Regions from separate parts of the Homo sapiens genome. Here region 2 is linked to region 1. A link is an interaction called in ENCODE POLR2A ChIA-PET data of the cell type or tissue named here. Cell type or tissue: PC-3. All regions are shown on one strand. Each heading gives the region's core, and the rest is flanking DNA. Links, peaks and the distances in the headings are about the cores only.

Region 1 (8,221 bases), core at 2,026-7,025:
ATAATAATAATCTGGCCAACTGACTTTATAAGGATGGTTTATGGAACAGCAATGAGACAATGGATGGGGAAACATAAAAGCAAAAGGCTCTACATGGCAGAAGGGGCTGCAGAGATTACTTCCATGTCAGTGGCTTCCCAAGGCTCCCATCCTCTACCTCAAGTTTGACATTAATATTGCTGACAGGAGAGGGGGAGGTTGGGGGACACGGGGGACCCAGGGACGCTGTGTCCCAGTAATTAAACATGTCGGGACTGAAGCACTGCCAGCGGCAGCATCTGGTTGCAATTACCAGAGGGAACCAAAGTGATTAGTCACCTTTATAGTGAGAGCCAGGCAGGAACCCTGGGCTCCTCTCTGGAGAGGGCCTTCTAACCAAGCTCAGAGTCCCCTTTCCCTGCTCCCAGCCCATTTCTGGGAGTTCCCTGTTCCTCAAACAATAGCCCTGGCCTCGAGACTCCTCCATGTCCCCAAAGTCCCAGCCCACTGGGTTAGACGTTGACTGAAAGGAATACTGTAACTTTCCCCAGTGCCCTATCACTTCTAGTGTTTCTAGGGGCCAGATTAGGCTTTTTGGGTATAAAATGTGTTGAAGCCAAAATTAGATTTAAAAAATAATTTAACCTTTCTGAACCTAAATTTATTTATCTTTAAAATGAGAGTATTGGGCCAGGCATGGTGGCTCATGCCTGTAATCCTAGCACTTTGGGAGGCCGAGGTGGGCAGATCACTTGAGGTCAGGAGTTCGAGACCAGCCTGGCCAACATGGTGAAACCCCCGTCTCCACAAAAATACAAAAAATTAGCCGGGCGTCTTGGTGCGCATCGGTAGTCCCAGCTACTTGGGAGGCTGAGGCAGGAGAATCACTTAAACTGGGAGGCAGAGGTTGTAATGAGCTGAGATTGAGCCACTGCACTCTTCACTCTAGCCTAAGTGACAGAGCAAGACTCTGTCTCAAAAAAAAAAAAAAAAAAAGACGGGTATCAAGAGTTACCTTCGGGCTGGGCACGGCGGCTGATGCCTGTAATCCCAGCACTAGGGGAGGCCAAGCCACATACAGAGACATTGTGGTTGTTCAACTCGTTCATTTATTCACTCTCTGAGCTTACAAAATGCTTTTTTGTGGATCACCTGAGGTCAGGAGTTGGGACCAGCCTGGCCAACATGGTGAAACCCCATCTCTACTAAAAATACAAAAATTAGCTGGGCGTGGTGGTACACATCTGTAATCCCAGCTACTCAGGAGGCTGAAGCAGGAAAACCCCTTGAACCCAGGAGGCGGGGGTTGCAGTGAGCTGAGATTGCGCCACTGCACTCCAGACTGGGTGAGAGAGCGAGGCTCCATCTCAAAAAAATAAAAAAAGTTACTTTCGGCCACATGTGGTGATTCACACCTGTAATCTCAGCACTTTGGGAAGCCAAGGCGGGCAGATCACTTGAGCCCAGAAATTTGAGACCAGCCTGGGCAACATGGTGAGACCCTGTCTCTACAAAGAATACAAAAATTAGCTGGGCATCGTGATGTGCACCTGTAGTCCTAGCTACTTGGGAGGCTGAGGTGGGAGGATCACCTGAGCCCCATGATCACGCCATTGCACTCCAACCTGGGCAACAGGTAAGACCCTGTCTCAAAAAACAACAATGAAAACCACTACCTTCATAGCATTGTCATGAAGATAAATAACACATAAATGCAATGGAGTACAAAACCCAGAGTCTAGTTGACTGGAATAAGTGCTTTAAAAAAAATAGCTATTATTGGCCGGGTATGGTGGCTTACACCTGTAATCCCAGGACTTTGGGAGGCCGAGGCAGGCAGATCACAAGGTCAGGAGATCGAGACCATCCTGGCTACCACAGTGAAACCCCATCTCTACTAAAAATACAAAAATTAGCCGGGCGTGGTGGCACGCACCTGTAGTCCCAGCTACTTGGGAGGCTGAGGCAGGAGAATCACTTGAACCCGGGGGGTGGAGGTTGCAGTGAGCCAAGATCATGCCACTGTACTCCAGCCTGGGTGACAGAGTGAGACTCCATCTAAAAAAAAAAAAAAAAAAAGCTATCATTAACAATTGCCATTAATAGTTGATCACTTTATGCAATTTAATTTTATTTATTTTTTTAGTAGAGACAGGGTTTCACCATGTTAGCCAGGATGGTCTTGATCTCCTGACCTCGTGATCCACCTGCCTCGGCCTCCCAAAGTGCTGGGATTACAGGCGTGAGCCACTGCGCCTGGCCGCAATTTACTTCATTGAATCTCCAACAAGAGTCCTGTGAGGTAAGCACTATCGTTATCACTGTTTAGAGTTTCAGAGGGGTTTAGAGGCTTCCCAAGATCACACAATACATAAATAGCAGAACCAAGCTTCAAAACCAGGTCTGTTTGTCTCCAGAATCCTTGCTCTTTATCAAGCCACGTACAGAGACATTGTGGTTGTTCAACTCATTCATTTATTCACTCTCTGAGCTTACAAAATGCTTAAGAAGTGGCAAGACAATTCTTCCCTTCAAGAAACTTAGAGTCTAATGGGAAAGGCAGGTTATGTCCACAAATAACTACACCTCAAAGTAGAAAATGATGATTTTTGTCAATAAGGGCCAGTTAGAGATTAATTTATTCATATAACACGTACTGAGAGCTGCTGTGGGCTGGGCCCTCTGCCAAGCACTGGGTATAATTCAAAGATAAATATGGCACAGTCTAGTCATAATCTAATGGGAGAGACAGGTATGTAAAGAAATTATTATAGTTATAAGGAATTAAGTTATGATTTTAAAATATGACAAAATACAGAGTGGAAGAAACAAACTGTGTTGGGATAGGGGGCAGAGGCAGAGACTGAATAAACTTTCAGCTGCCAAAAAATGTAAAAGAGCACAGAAAATGTGTGATGGCAGCTCAGGGGGAGTGTGCATTTTCTGGAGGATGCAAGAAGGCTTCATGGAGGAGGTGGCACGTGGGTTGGCACTTGTTTGATGGGTAGCTTTTAGTAGAGGGTTGAACCAGAGAGAGCCTGGAGGCCTAGAAGCCAGTTATAGGGGAGAATCATAGCGAGGCAAGCAATGAGGAGGACAGGGCAGTGACAGAGGTGGTGAGGAGGGAGTGAAGGGAGGGATGCCAGAGAGGACTGGTTCAGTGGGAACAAGTCTGTTTTTAATTTTTTTATTTTATTAATATTATTTATTTACTTATTTTGTGTGTGTGTGATGGACTCTAGCTCTGTCACCTAGGCTGGAGTGCAGTGGTGCGATCTCGGCTCACTGCAACCTTTGCCTCCACACCCGGCTAATTTTTTGTATTTTTGGTAGAGATGCCTGCAATCCCAGCACTTTGAGAGGCCAAGGTGGGTGGATCACTTGAGGTCAGGAGCTCGAGACCAGACTGGCCAACATGGTGAAACTCCGTCTCTACTAAAAATACAAAAAATAGATAGGCATGGTGGTGTGCACCTGTAGTCCCAGCTACTCGAGAGGCTGAGGCAGGAGAATCGTTTGAACCCAGGAGGTGGAGATTACAGTGAGCCAAGATCGCACCACTGCACTCCAGCCTAGGTGACAGAGTGAGACTCTGTCTCAAAAAAAAAAAAAAAAAAAAAAAAAAGAAGGAAGCCTATCTGACTATTGCTTCTCCCCCGCCATCCTTCTTACAGCGTGAAAAGTGTTGTTGTAGAGAAATGTACAGAAGGGGTAACTGGCTCTGTCTGGGGACGAGGAAAGGCTTCCCGAAGGAGGTAAATTTTCAGCTAAACTTCTCAGGATGTAGAGTGCTTCCTCCAGTTGTGGGAGAGAGAGAGGAGGATATTTCAGGTGAAGCGAACAGCTTTCCCCGCTGACCCTGTGTTAAGTTGCCCAGGGGCTCTACGGCGAAGGTTCCCCAGAGGAAGGGATCTTCCATACTTCAATGAGGCACTTTAAGAAACCCTTGAGTTCAGCTGGAATTCAGACCTTCCAGAGCTACCAGAAAAACATCATGTGGGAAATTGTGCCCGGCGCGGTGGCTCACGCCTGTAATCCCAGCACTTTGGGAGGCCGAGGCGGGCGGATCACGAGGTCAGGAGATCGAGACCATCCTGGCTAACATGGTGAAACCCCATCTCTACTACAAACGTAAAAAATCAGCCAGGTGTGGTGGCAGGGGCCTGTAGTCCCAGCTACTGGGGAGGCTGAGGCAGGGGAATGGCGTGAACCTGGGAGGCAGAGATTGCAGTGAGCTGAGATCATGCCACTGCACTCGACAGAGCGAGACTCCGTCTCAAAAAAAAAAAAAAAAAAAGCGTCATGTGGGAAATGGCTTTTCCAGCCTCCTGTAGGGGCCGCTGCTGCCCCAGACTCAGCCAGTCTTGTCTAAGAAAACTCAGAGGACGTCTCTGCTGGGGTGGTGGTGGGGTACACCCTGGACCTGCCGCCATCCAAGGAGTGAACTTAAGGGCGACAGTGCCCCCAAGCCTGAAGAATATGCACTCAGTCAATGGCATTTGGGGGTAGGGAGGGGGTGTAGTGGGCACTGATATTTTTCAGTCTCTGGGTCACCACAAGTTTATTAAAATAAAAGAAAATGTGGGTAAATGCTGCCATCTGTGCTGTCCCTACTCCCAATACACACACACAGGCACACACACACACAGGCACACACACACACAGGCACATAAACACACACACACACACACACACACACACACACACACGCATAACAAATCAGGTCCCAGACTAGATGCAGGAGTTGAAACTGCTTTAAAAACACTCTAAGAACTTAACTACAAACCCACACTCCCCATGCTTCTGGGGCTTAAGATCTTTGAGCTCATTCTTCAGCATCTCTCCTCGGGAAAGTGGGGTGGGCTGCTCCATGAGGTGGAGGTGAAGACCCCTGAGTCTGCCCTGTGGAGGGGGAGGCCCCCTAAGCCTAGAGTCCCGCTGCAGGGCTCTGTGCCAGGAGCCCCCGTGAGCCATGGCCTCGAAAGGGCAGCGGTGATTTTTTTCACATAAATATATCGCACTTAAATGAGTTTAGACAGCATGACATCAGAGAGTAATTAAATTGGTTTGGGTTGGAATTCCGTTTCCAATTCCTGAGTTCAGGTTTGTAAAAGATTTTTCTGAGCACCTGCAGGCCTGTGAGTGTGTGTGTGTGTGTGTGTGTGTGTGTGTGTGAAGTATTTTCACTGGAAAGGATTCAAAACTAGGGGGAAAAAAAAACTGGAGCACACAGGCAGCATTACGCCATTCTTCCTTCTTGGAAAAATCCCTCAGCCTTATACAAGCCTCCTTCAAGCCCTCAGTCAGTTGTGCAGGAGAAAGGGGGCGGTCGGCTTTCTCCTTTCAAGAACGAGTTATTTTCAGCTGCTGACTGGAGACGGTGCACGTCTGGATACGAGAGCATTTCCACTATGGGACTGGATACAAACACACACCCGGCAGACTTCAAGAGTCTCAGACTGAGGAGAAAGCCTTTCCTTCTGCTGCTACTGCTGCTGCCGCTGCTTTTGAAAGTCCACTCCTTTCATGGTTTTTCCTGCCAAACCAGAGGCACCTTCGCTGCTGCCGCTGTTCTCTTTGGTGTCATTCAGCGGCTGGCCAGAGGATGAGACTCCCCAAACTCCTCACTTTCTTGCTTTGGTACCTGGCTTGGCTGGACCTGGAATTCATCTGCACTGTGTTGGGTGCCCCTGACTTGGGCCAGAGACCCCAGGGGACCAGGCCAGGATTGGCCAAAGCAGAGGCCAAGGAGAGGCCCCCCCTGGCCCGGAACGTCTTCAGGCCAGGGGGTCACAGCTATGGTGGGGGGGCCACCAATGCCAATGCCAGGGCAAAGGGAGGCACCGGGCAGACAGGAGGCCTGACACAGCCCAAGAAGGATGAACCCAAAAAGCTGCCCCCCAGACCGGGCGGCCCTGAACCCAAGCCAGGACACCCTCCCCAAACAAGGCAGGCTACAGCCCGGACTGTGACCCCAAAAGGACAGCTTCCCGGAGGCAAGGCACCCCCAAAAGCAGGATCTGTCCCCAGCTCCTTCCTGCTGAAGAAGGCCAGGGAGCCCGGGCCCCCACGAGAGCCCAAGGAGCCGTTTCGCCCACCCCCCATCACACCCCACGAGTACATGCTCTCGCTGTACAGGACGCTGTCCGATGCTGACAGAAAGGGAGGCAACAGCAGCGTGAAGTTGGAGGCTGGCCTGGCCAACACCATCACCAGCTTTATTGACAAAGGGCAAGGTGAGGGGGCGGGGTGGCAGGGGCACGGCTCAGAGGGAGGGGCATCTGCATGAATGGAGGGGCTTTCAAAGCCCTGGCACTGCCCTGGTGGGAGACACTGTGTGCATCTGGCCCGGGGTGGGTGTCTGGGGACACTGACACATATCTCACACATAGCAGATCCTAGGCTGCCCACACATCAGGGCTGGAGGGCACCTAGGAAGCACCAGGTCCAACGCCTGCAAGGTGCAGAGTGGGCACTAAAGCCTAGAGAAGAGACAAGACCTGCCAGTTCGTGGCAGAGTTGGAGACCAGATTCCGAGACTTGATTGCTCAGTTGTGCATCTGTACCTGCTGGGCTGGCCGAACTTTCCAAGCTTCACAGGTTTGTAGGCGGTCTCAGACGGCAGAGAAAGAAATGAATCTTGAGGTCCCCATGCTTCTGCAACTTTGCCCTCAGGCAAGGGGATAGAGGAGGCAAGAGAGGTGCACACAGTAAATGGGGCATCTTGGAGTCATGGAATGATGTTCAGATACATGGGGAGGGAGCAGACCCAGGGCCTAACTCGCAGTATGACCTTGGGAAAGCTCCTTCTCACTTGGGGTCTCCGTTTTCCCATCTGTACACCTATATGGGGTTGGACAGGGTGGTTTCTGAGAGCCCTTCCAACATGAAAACTTTAGATGCTGTCCTGAACATGCCTCATTCTCCTCATTAACTCCAGAGACTACCTGCTCCCCTCTGTCTCTCTCGGCCCACCTAATGTTACTGTTGCAGCTTTTCCTCTCCACTTGCTGTGTGATCTAAGCAAGTCCCTCCCCCTCTCAGGGCCTCAGTTTCTTCCTAGTGTGAAGAGGGAGGTGGGCTGTTGGTCGCTCAAGTTGCCTGCAGCTCATTTGCTCTGGTCCTAGGCTGGCAGGGTGGGGGAGGGGTCAGAGGGTGGGAGAGGCTCCTCATTAGAGCTGGCCTGGAGGGGGCTGCCAGGGGGCGGGGGAGGCACAGAGGCAGCAGGTCTGGCTGAGGTGGGGGAGGTGGTCTGGCTGCCTGCCCAGCCAGGGAAAGCTGTGACCCCTTGGGGGCTCATAAAATAAGTCCGTGTGCCCCCCAGCACTAAGGGAGCTTGGAGAGGGGGAGATGGGGAGTTTAAAGGCCTAATTAGTCACCTTCTAGAGCAATATATGAAAGCTCCCCAATGGCAAATTGCAATTTAGGAAGGAGGGCATGCTGATTCGGAGATACTACTGAGCTTCTCACATACACATACATAGCCTTATGTTTATACACACATGCTGAATCACACATGTACATGCATGCTGACTCACACACACACGTGCTGAATCACACACGTACACACATGCCGAATCACACACATATGCATGTGCACACACACCTTCTTACATACACACACAAGATCAATCATGCATATACAGACATATATGTGCTCTTCAAATAGTCACACAAGCCCAATCATTTATACATATAATGCGTCATTAACGTATACACTCTTTCATATTCACATATGAACCCAATCACACACATGCATACAACTGTAACACACACACATGCTCAGGAGAGTAAGACACATAGGCAACAAAATCCTTGCACTGGAAAGCCAGGAAAATTGGGCTGTAGGTCAGTGTGGACCAGCTTTGTCATTAACTTGCTGTGTGACCTTAGTCAAGTCACTCCCCATCTCTGTGCCTCATCTGCATAACAAGAGCACCAAGGTCTCCTTTAAGGGATGGTGGAAGCAGCTGAGAATTTGAGCAAGTCATCTAACTTCTCTGAACCTTGGGATTCTCCTCTGGAAAAGCGTGTATTTTTTTTTTTTTTTTTTTTTTTTTTTTTTTTTTTTTTTTTTTTTTTTAGCCAGGGTCTTTCTCTGTTGCCCAGGCCGGAGTGCAATAGCGAATTCACGGCTCACTGAAGCCTTGACCTCCCTGGGGTCAATCAATCCTCCCACCTCAGCCTCCTGAGTAGCTGGGACTACATGTGCACGCCACCATGCCTGGTTAATTTTTGTATT
Region 2 (7,264 bases), core at 1,455-6,454, 1.0 Mb after region 1:
TTTGGTTACCTACAGAAAGATCATTCTTTTCCAAAATCTTAAATGTAAAAATACACGCAGAAAATTCACCTAAAAGAATTTCCTGACACTTACCTGAGGATTAATTGCCAACCAGGACATTATTTCCAAGAGTATTGAGAGCTGGAATACAAACCTGGTCTACGTGGGGTGGGTGGTGGTGGTCGTGAAGGTCTTGGAGGTCTAGAAGGTTTAAAACCACCATTTGAGAGTGATGGAGAATTATTCCCACTGACTCTCCTATTTTCACCAGCTCCTGCATCTTCAGGGTCATCTGATCCATTTGTGCTCACTCTGGGTAAGAAGAGGGGAAAAGGAAGGGGGAGAGGGAAATAATGAATACTCCTTGAATTTAAGAAAAAAAACAGCAGGAGGATGAAAACTTCTAAGTTTTTAAGAGCTTCAAAAAAGCTTTTTAATTTCTGGTCAGCCTTATTAAATACATAAAGAGCCTTTGGGTAGAATCCTATATAACCCCCAGAGTTCATCTAGAGATAGAGTGATGGGTTGTCCAAGGGCATAGGAACACTTGTGGCCATTCAGAACTATTAGGTATGCTGGTTCATATTTCAAATAAGCCTTCAGAAGGCCCTATATGAACAGGAACAAAGTCAAGTTCTCAAAATCCTTAGGGCACTATTTTATCACAAGCACAGATAACTTTACCATTGTTGTTTCTTGATTTCCACTGGCTATTAATTCAAGTTTGAGGCAGGTCTGGTTTTCCCATGCTAGGAGAACAAAGTGCACGTATTTCCCAGGGACTAGGCCCTGATATCCCCCAGCTCAGTACAATGGTACACAAAATGTTCAAAGCTAGTGATTTAGAGTAGAAGTAACCACAGACTTTTTTTAAAGGAGCTGTCATTTCTTCAAAGCAATGACATCAACTGGAGGGATAGAAAGGAGGGAAGAACACTAACAGGAAATGTCAGACTGAAAGCTACTGCTACTGTTGGCTAAATATAGCTGATTCCTTTTCCTTCCAGAGGGGCTCTAGTCATAGATTAGAAACAAGGGCATAAGTAGCCAGTCTGCAGATGTCTCAGCCAAGGCTCTGGTATGTACTACCTCCAAACCACTACACAGTACTAACCCATACTCCTAGGAATTTCAGAATAAGCCTGAACAAAATAAAATCTAATAGATTCAACTAACAGAGGCCGGGTGCTGTGGCTCACGCTTGTAATTGCAGCACTTTGGGAAGCTGAGGTGAAAGGATCACTTAAGCGCAGGAGTGACAGATCAGCCTGGGCAACATGACAAGGCCCTGTCTGTACAAAAAAATTTAAAAAGTAGCTGGGCATGGCAGGGCACGCCTGTAGTCGAAGCTACTCAGGAGGCTGAGGTGGGAGGATTGTTTGAGTCTGGGAAGTGGAGGTTGCAGTGAGCTGAGCTTGCGCCACTGCACTCCAACCTGGGAGACAGAGTGAGACCCTGTCTCAAACAAACAAAGAAACAGAGAGGCAGTACCATGTATTAAATTTTTTTTCTGTAAAACATGTATTGCAATGATTTATTTTTAATAAAAACAGTATAACATGATGTTTTGATATACATAGTGAAAAAAAGTACTACAGTCAAGCTAATTAACATCTCTCTCTCCTCACATAGTTTTTTTCTTTTTCCTTTTTTTTTTGAGACAGCGTCTCATTCCATCGCCCAGGCTGGAGTGCAGTGGTGTGATCTCGGCTCACTGCAACCTTCACCTACCAGGTTCTAGCAGTTCTCATGCCTCAGCCTCCCGAGTAGGTAGGACTACAGGCACCTGCCACCACGCGCAGCTAATTCTTTTGTGTATTTCGTAGAGACAGGGTTTCGCCATGTTGCCCAGGCTGGTCTTGAACTCCTGACCTCAAGCAATCCTCCCTCCTTGGCCTCCCAAAGTGCTACAATTACAGGCACGAGCCACTGCGTACCAGTCCTCATATTTTAAAAGACATTTTCAAACTGTGTACCACAGAAATCCTTTAGGGCCTTTCTATTCAAAGTGTGGTCTTTAAACCAAACGGACGAGCACTATACAGGAGCTTGTCAGAAATGCACAATCTTCAAAACTATTCTAGACCTACTATATCAGAGCTAGCATTTTAACAAGATCCCCAGATTATATATGTGGACAGTAAGGTATGACAAGCACTACTTTGGGGGTTCCCCAAATGCTTATAATAGAGGGAACACCTCAGTAATTGGCAGTCAGCACCTGATTAGTGTTGACTACCTGCAGAACATGGTCTGAATGCAGGAAGAGTCAGCTTTGACACTGCTTCTCTTCTTCTAAGTGAGGTTTCCAAAACCATTTTAAGACTGCGTATTGCCTCTCCATGCTATTTTAAGACGTTCCTAACTAGTTTGAAAGAAGAGTTCCTGCTGCTTTTTAAATAACAGATAACAATGAGTAGAATAGACCAAAAATTGGGAAATTAAGGTTTCTAGCTCTGACTCTGCTACTGATGAGTTATGTGACCCAAGAATGCATCCTAAAATGTATTATCTTGACTACAAGATGCCTAAAAATCTTTCAGCTAGAAAATTCATACTAAATTGCACATTCAGTGCTAGACAAGTTTTAGGGATATGTGAGGGAGAAGGAACATTCAGTGCATGAGATAAACCTACTATGATAAAGGTACAGCAGAAACAGGATTCCAAAAATGCTATGATTTGTTGCTGGGGATTAAAATTTGGGGAATTTTAACATCAATGCTGTACACCCTTATAACATTTTGATCTCAATTTTTCAATGGAGTCATCTGATAACCCGTACAACTCCTTAAATTTCCTTGATACTTAGAATTGTTCCTCTTCCTAGATCTTGAACTCTAAAATCCCTCTAACTACAACTTCCTATTTATTCTACCTGCCTCCTACAGTATCTTTTATTCAGTCTCATCACAACCTTCAACTCCTTCCAGAATCTTTACAGTTCATCAGCTCACTTCACGCCTCACTTGGGCTTCATCATAGGCTACTTTCCCTAGTAGTTTCAATTCCTTCACCCTTGCCCAACTGCTTCCCCTCCCAGAAATTCTTCCACCACAACTAACCCCTCATCTACTTTTTACACTACTATTCTCTCAGACCAACAAGTAATGCTGGAGAATGTTCCAGTTGAGAAGTCAGGTGTATTTTAGTGGAGTAAATAAACTAAGTAAAGTAGCATATTAAAGGGCAGGCTGCTCTACAAACAATTCTAATAAATTTTCCACTGGGCCCAGTAAAGAAAAGGTCAGAGGTTTTCACTACCAATTATTAAAGACAAAAACTCTTTTCTCCCCTCTTATTAAAAAGAAGAAATCGGCCGGCTGCAGTGGCTCACGCCTGTAATCCCAGCACTTAAGGAGGCCAAGGTGGACAGATCACTTGAGGTCAGGAGTTTGAGACTAGCCTGGCTTATATGGCGAAACCCCATCTCTACTAAAAATACAAAAATTAGCTGGGTATGGTGGCATGCGCCTATAGTCCCAGCTACTCGGGAGGCTGAGCTGGGAGGATCGCTTGAACCCAAGAGGCTGAGGTTGTGGTAAGCGGAGATTGTGCTACTGCACTCCAGCCTGGGCAACAGAGCAAGACTCTGTCTCAAAAAAAAAAAACCCAAAAACAAACAAACCAAAAAATCACAGCTCAAGACTCCTGGGAGCTAGGGAATTATAAATGACGGATGACTTTGACAACCTAGTAGTAAAACCATGGGTTTAATGAGATTAGTGTGCTGGTATTAAAATTAATGGGAATAAAGAAATTAATAATTTGGTAGGACAAAAAGCTCTAAGTCCTATACAATCATACAGACCTAGGCAAAAGATAGAAAAAAATTAAAATTGTGCTTCAGTCTATGTATTTGTATTTATAGAGTATTCAAATACCTAAAACTGGATTATGTCAAAGAGACCAAGCCAACATTGGCTACAGCTGACATTATTCAACAACTTTAATTGGGTTATCTATATTGTTTAGAAATCAATCAGTTTCTACATCTCTAATCCACTCCTGGACCCATCCCCAGTGCCCCTTGCAAACCTTTTCCATCTCCTCAAATTGCTAATACCAATCTGTAGCTATCCCTGACTCTTCCTCTTCCCTAAAAATAATGATTATCTGCTATCCCTCAACTTTCTCCCATACCTTAAAATTTCTCTGTGCCACTAACCATCTCCATCTGTTTCCCATGTCTGAAAAAGTCTCTCTCCCCTTCTTCAAGGATGATTTGCCTATCATGTCCTGGATGGCAGACTATATCCTCTAGGACTGCCCAACATCTTTTAATGCTTTCTTGCATCTTCATTATATTCCTTTCTTATAGACCTTTTGTCTTACTCTACAAATATAATCAAGCACCCAAACCTAAAATGTTTCCTCAATCCTATCTGTTCCTCAAGCTGTCTTCCCATTCCCCTTTCCTTCACTATACTCTTTTTTAAAATGCAGTTAATATAGTTAGTGCATTTTATTTTATTTTTCCCTTAGGGTTTTCCTCTGTCACCCAGGCTGGAGTGCCGTGGCACAACCATGGTTTACCACAGCCTCAGCCTCCCAGACTCACATGATCCTCCCGCCTCACCTCCCAGGCTCATATGATCCTCCCGCCTCAGTCTCCTGAGTAGCTGGGAATACAGGCATGCACCACCATACCCAGCTAATTTTTGTATGTTTTTGTAGAGACAAGGTCCTGCCATGTTGCCCATGCTAGTTTCAAACTCCAGGGTTCAGGCTATCTGCCCACTTCAGCCTCCCAAAGTGCTGTGATTATAGGCATGAGCCACTGCGCCTAGCCCCCATTTTAATTTTTAAAACAGACTTTCAAAGAACAAAAGTAACTTCTAATTATAAAATAAAAATTATCTGCCATCCTACATCCTGGAGATAATTACCACCAAGACATAGGACTATCTCTTGTCAGTCCTTCTCATTGGATGTGACTGCAATCACACACTGTATAATGGTTTCATATTCTGGGTGGGTTTTTATTTGGTTAGTTACTCAATACATATTGGGCATTTCCCCCAAATTACTGAAAATCATTTTGAATGACTGCAGAAAATTATATATAGACATACTACAATTTAATCGCTTTCTTTTCATTGGTCTTTTTGGGTTTTTTTTTTTTTTTTGAGACATTGTTTCACTCTGTTGCCCAGGCTGGAGTGCATAGGCACAATCACTGCTCGCTGCAGCCCTGACCTCCCCAGGCTCACGTGATCCTCCTATTCCACAGGCACACCCAACCACACCTGGCTAATTTTTGTATTTTTTGTAGACACAGGGTTTATCCATGGTGACCAGGGTGGTCTCAAATTCCTGGGCTCAAGTGATCCACCCACCTCGGCCTCCCAAAGTGTGATTACAGGCGTGAGCCACCATGCCCTGCCTGGATTTCTTATTTCTTTTAGACAGACTGCAGAATAGAACAACCAAGTCAAAACATGCAAATATTTTGAAAGCTGAAAAATACTGGTTGCTTGTTTGTTTGTTTTTTTGAGACGAAGTCTCGCTCTTGTCCCCCAGGGTGGAGTGCAATGGCACGATCTCGGCTCACTGCAACCTCCGCCTCCCGGGTTCAAGCGATTCTCCAGCCTCAGCCTCCCAAGTAGCTGGGAATACAGGCACCTGCCACCATGCCCGGCCAATTTTTGTATTTTCAGTAGAGACGGGGTTTCACCATGTTGGCCAGGCTGGTCTCAAACTCCTGACTTCAGGTGATCCACCTGCCTCAGCCTCCTAAAGTGCTGGGATTACAGGCATGAGCCACTGCGCCCGGCCTAAATTGTTTCTTTTTAATAGTGTTTTTTTGTTTGTTTGTTTTTGGTTTCTGAGACAGATTCTCGCTCTGTCACCCAGCCTGGAACGCAGTGGCATGATTTCAGCTCACTGCAACCTCCATCTCCCAGGTTCCACAGATTCTCCTGACTCAGCCTTTTGTGTAGTTGGGACTACAGGTGCAGGCTACCATTCTGGACTTATTTTTTGTATTTTTAGTAGAGACAGGGTTTCGCCATGTCACCCAGGCTGGTCTCGAACTCCTGGATTCAAGCAATCCACCTGCCTTGGCCTCCCAAAGGTACTGGGATTACAGGCATGAGCCACTGTGCCTGGCCCTAAAAAATAGTTTTAAAGGTAATAATTGACCTGTTCTCCCATTTGCTGGACATTTTCAAATTATGTACCGCAAAATAAAAACACCCATTTCACCATAAAGTTTTAAAATCTTTGCCAATTTGGTAAGCAAAAATGTTAATGCTTTTTAAAATTAAAGATGAACAATATTTCATATAATTACAGGTCATTACAGTTTCTTCTTTCATGAACTATATATATGTTTTTTGTACATTTATCTATTACAAGGGAATAATTTTGCCTATTTTTAAGAGATCTTTACAACCTGAGAATACTGAGCATCTCATATTGGTTAAATATTTCCTTTGCTTTTGATAATACATTTTTAAATTATAAGAGTTTTATATTTCTATATAGCTAAATTTATTCAGCAATGAATTAACTATTCATATTTTCTTCTAGAGGTTTTAGTTTAATTTTTTAAAATCAATTTAAAAGTCAACATCGAATCTACTCTCATCTTGGGATAAGCTAAGGCGTTAACCTGATTTTTCTTTTCTTTTTCCAAACAGCCAGTTTTCCCTAGCTTATTAATCTAAGACTTAATTCTCTTTTGCAGCGTTTGATAGTGTTAAATGTCCCATCTTTTTTTTTTTTTTTTTTTTGACATAGAATCTAATCTTGCTCTGTCGCCCAGGCTGGAGTGCAGTGGCATGATCTCAGCTCACTGCAATCTCCACCTCCCGGGTTCAAGCAATTCTCCTGCCTCAGCCTCCTGAGTAGCTGGAATTACAGGCGCATGCCACCACACCCAGCTAACTTTTTTCTGTATTTTTAGTAGAGATGGGGTTTCACCATGTTGGCCAGGCTGGTCTTGAACTCCTAACCTCAAGTGATCCGCCCACCTTGGCCTCCCAAAGTGCTGGGATTACAGGAGTGAGCCACCGCCACCGGCCAAATGTCCCATCTTTTAAAGAACATTTTTCTCTTAATTTCTGTGACAGTGCTTTTGTAATCTTGTACTCCCACTTCTCATCATCCCTTTTTTGGTTTGTCCTCTTCCTACCATCCACTAAATATAGGTCTCTATGATTGTGTTCTTGTTCTCCTTTTCTTTCTCCACAGATTTTTCCCTAGGATCTCAAATTCCATGATTTCTAAGGTTATCTCAGAGAATGATTCCCAAATCAAT

The links. Peaks named below come from ENCODE experiments on the same cell type or tissue, not always from the same donor. Only the 100,000 strongest peaks of a DNase experiment are listed, where the experiment ranks them.
Region 2: POLR2A ChIA-PET joins it to region 1 with 12 read pairs; 2 of 35 experiments call an interaction of 5 or more read pairs at or near these places.

Annotation. Positions count from the first base shown.
Region 1 is chr20:35,435,292-35,443,512 of GRCh38, reverse strand. GDF5 (growth differentiation factor 5) reads left to right here and starts at 5,285. Exons shown (of 2, transcript NM_000557.5): 1 at 5,285-6,215. The coding sequence starts at 5,585. RefSeq lists a silencer at 4,361-4,420 and promoters at 5,112-5,365, 4,830-5,584. In PC-3, for the core only: CTCF peaks have their summits at 4,114 and 4,314 (motif pointing right); a DNase peak (open chromatin) is centred at 4,322; H3K4me3 peaks cover 568 bases.
Region 2 is chr20:34,431,522-34,438,785 of GRCh38, reverse strand. ITCH (itchy E3 ubiquitin protein ligase) reads right to left here. Exons shown (of 25, transcript NM_031483.7): 8 at 155-312. Among named protein-coding and RNA genes, the nearest start is that of MIR644A, 31 kb to the left of the region's middle. In PC-3, for the core only: no CTCF peak of the experiment used is centred there; no DNase peak of the experiment used is centred there.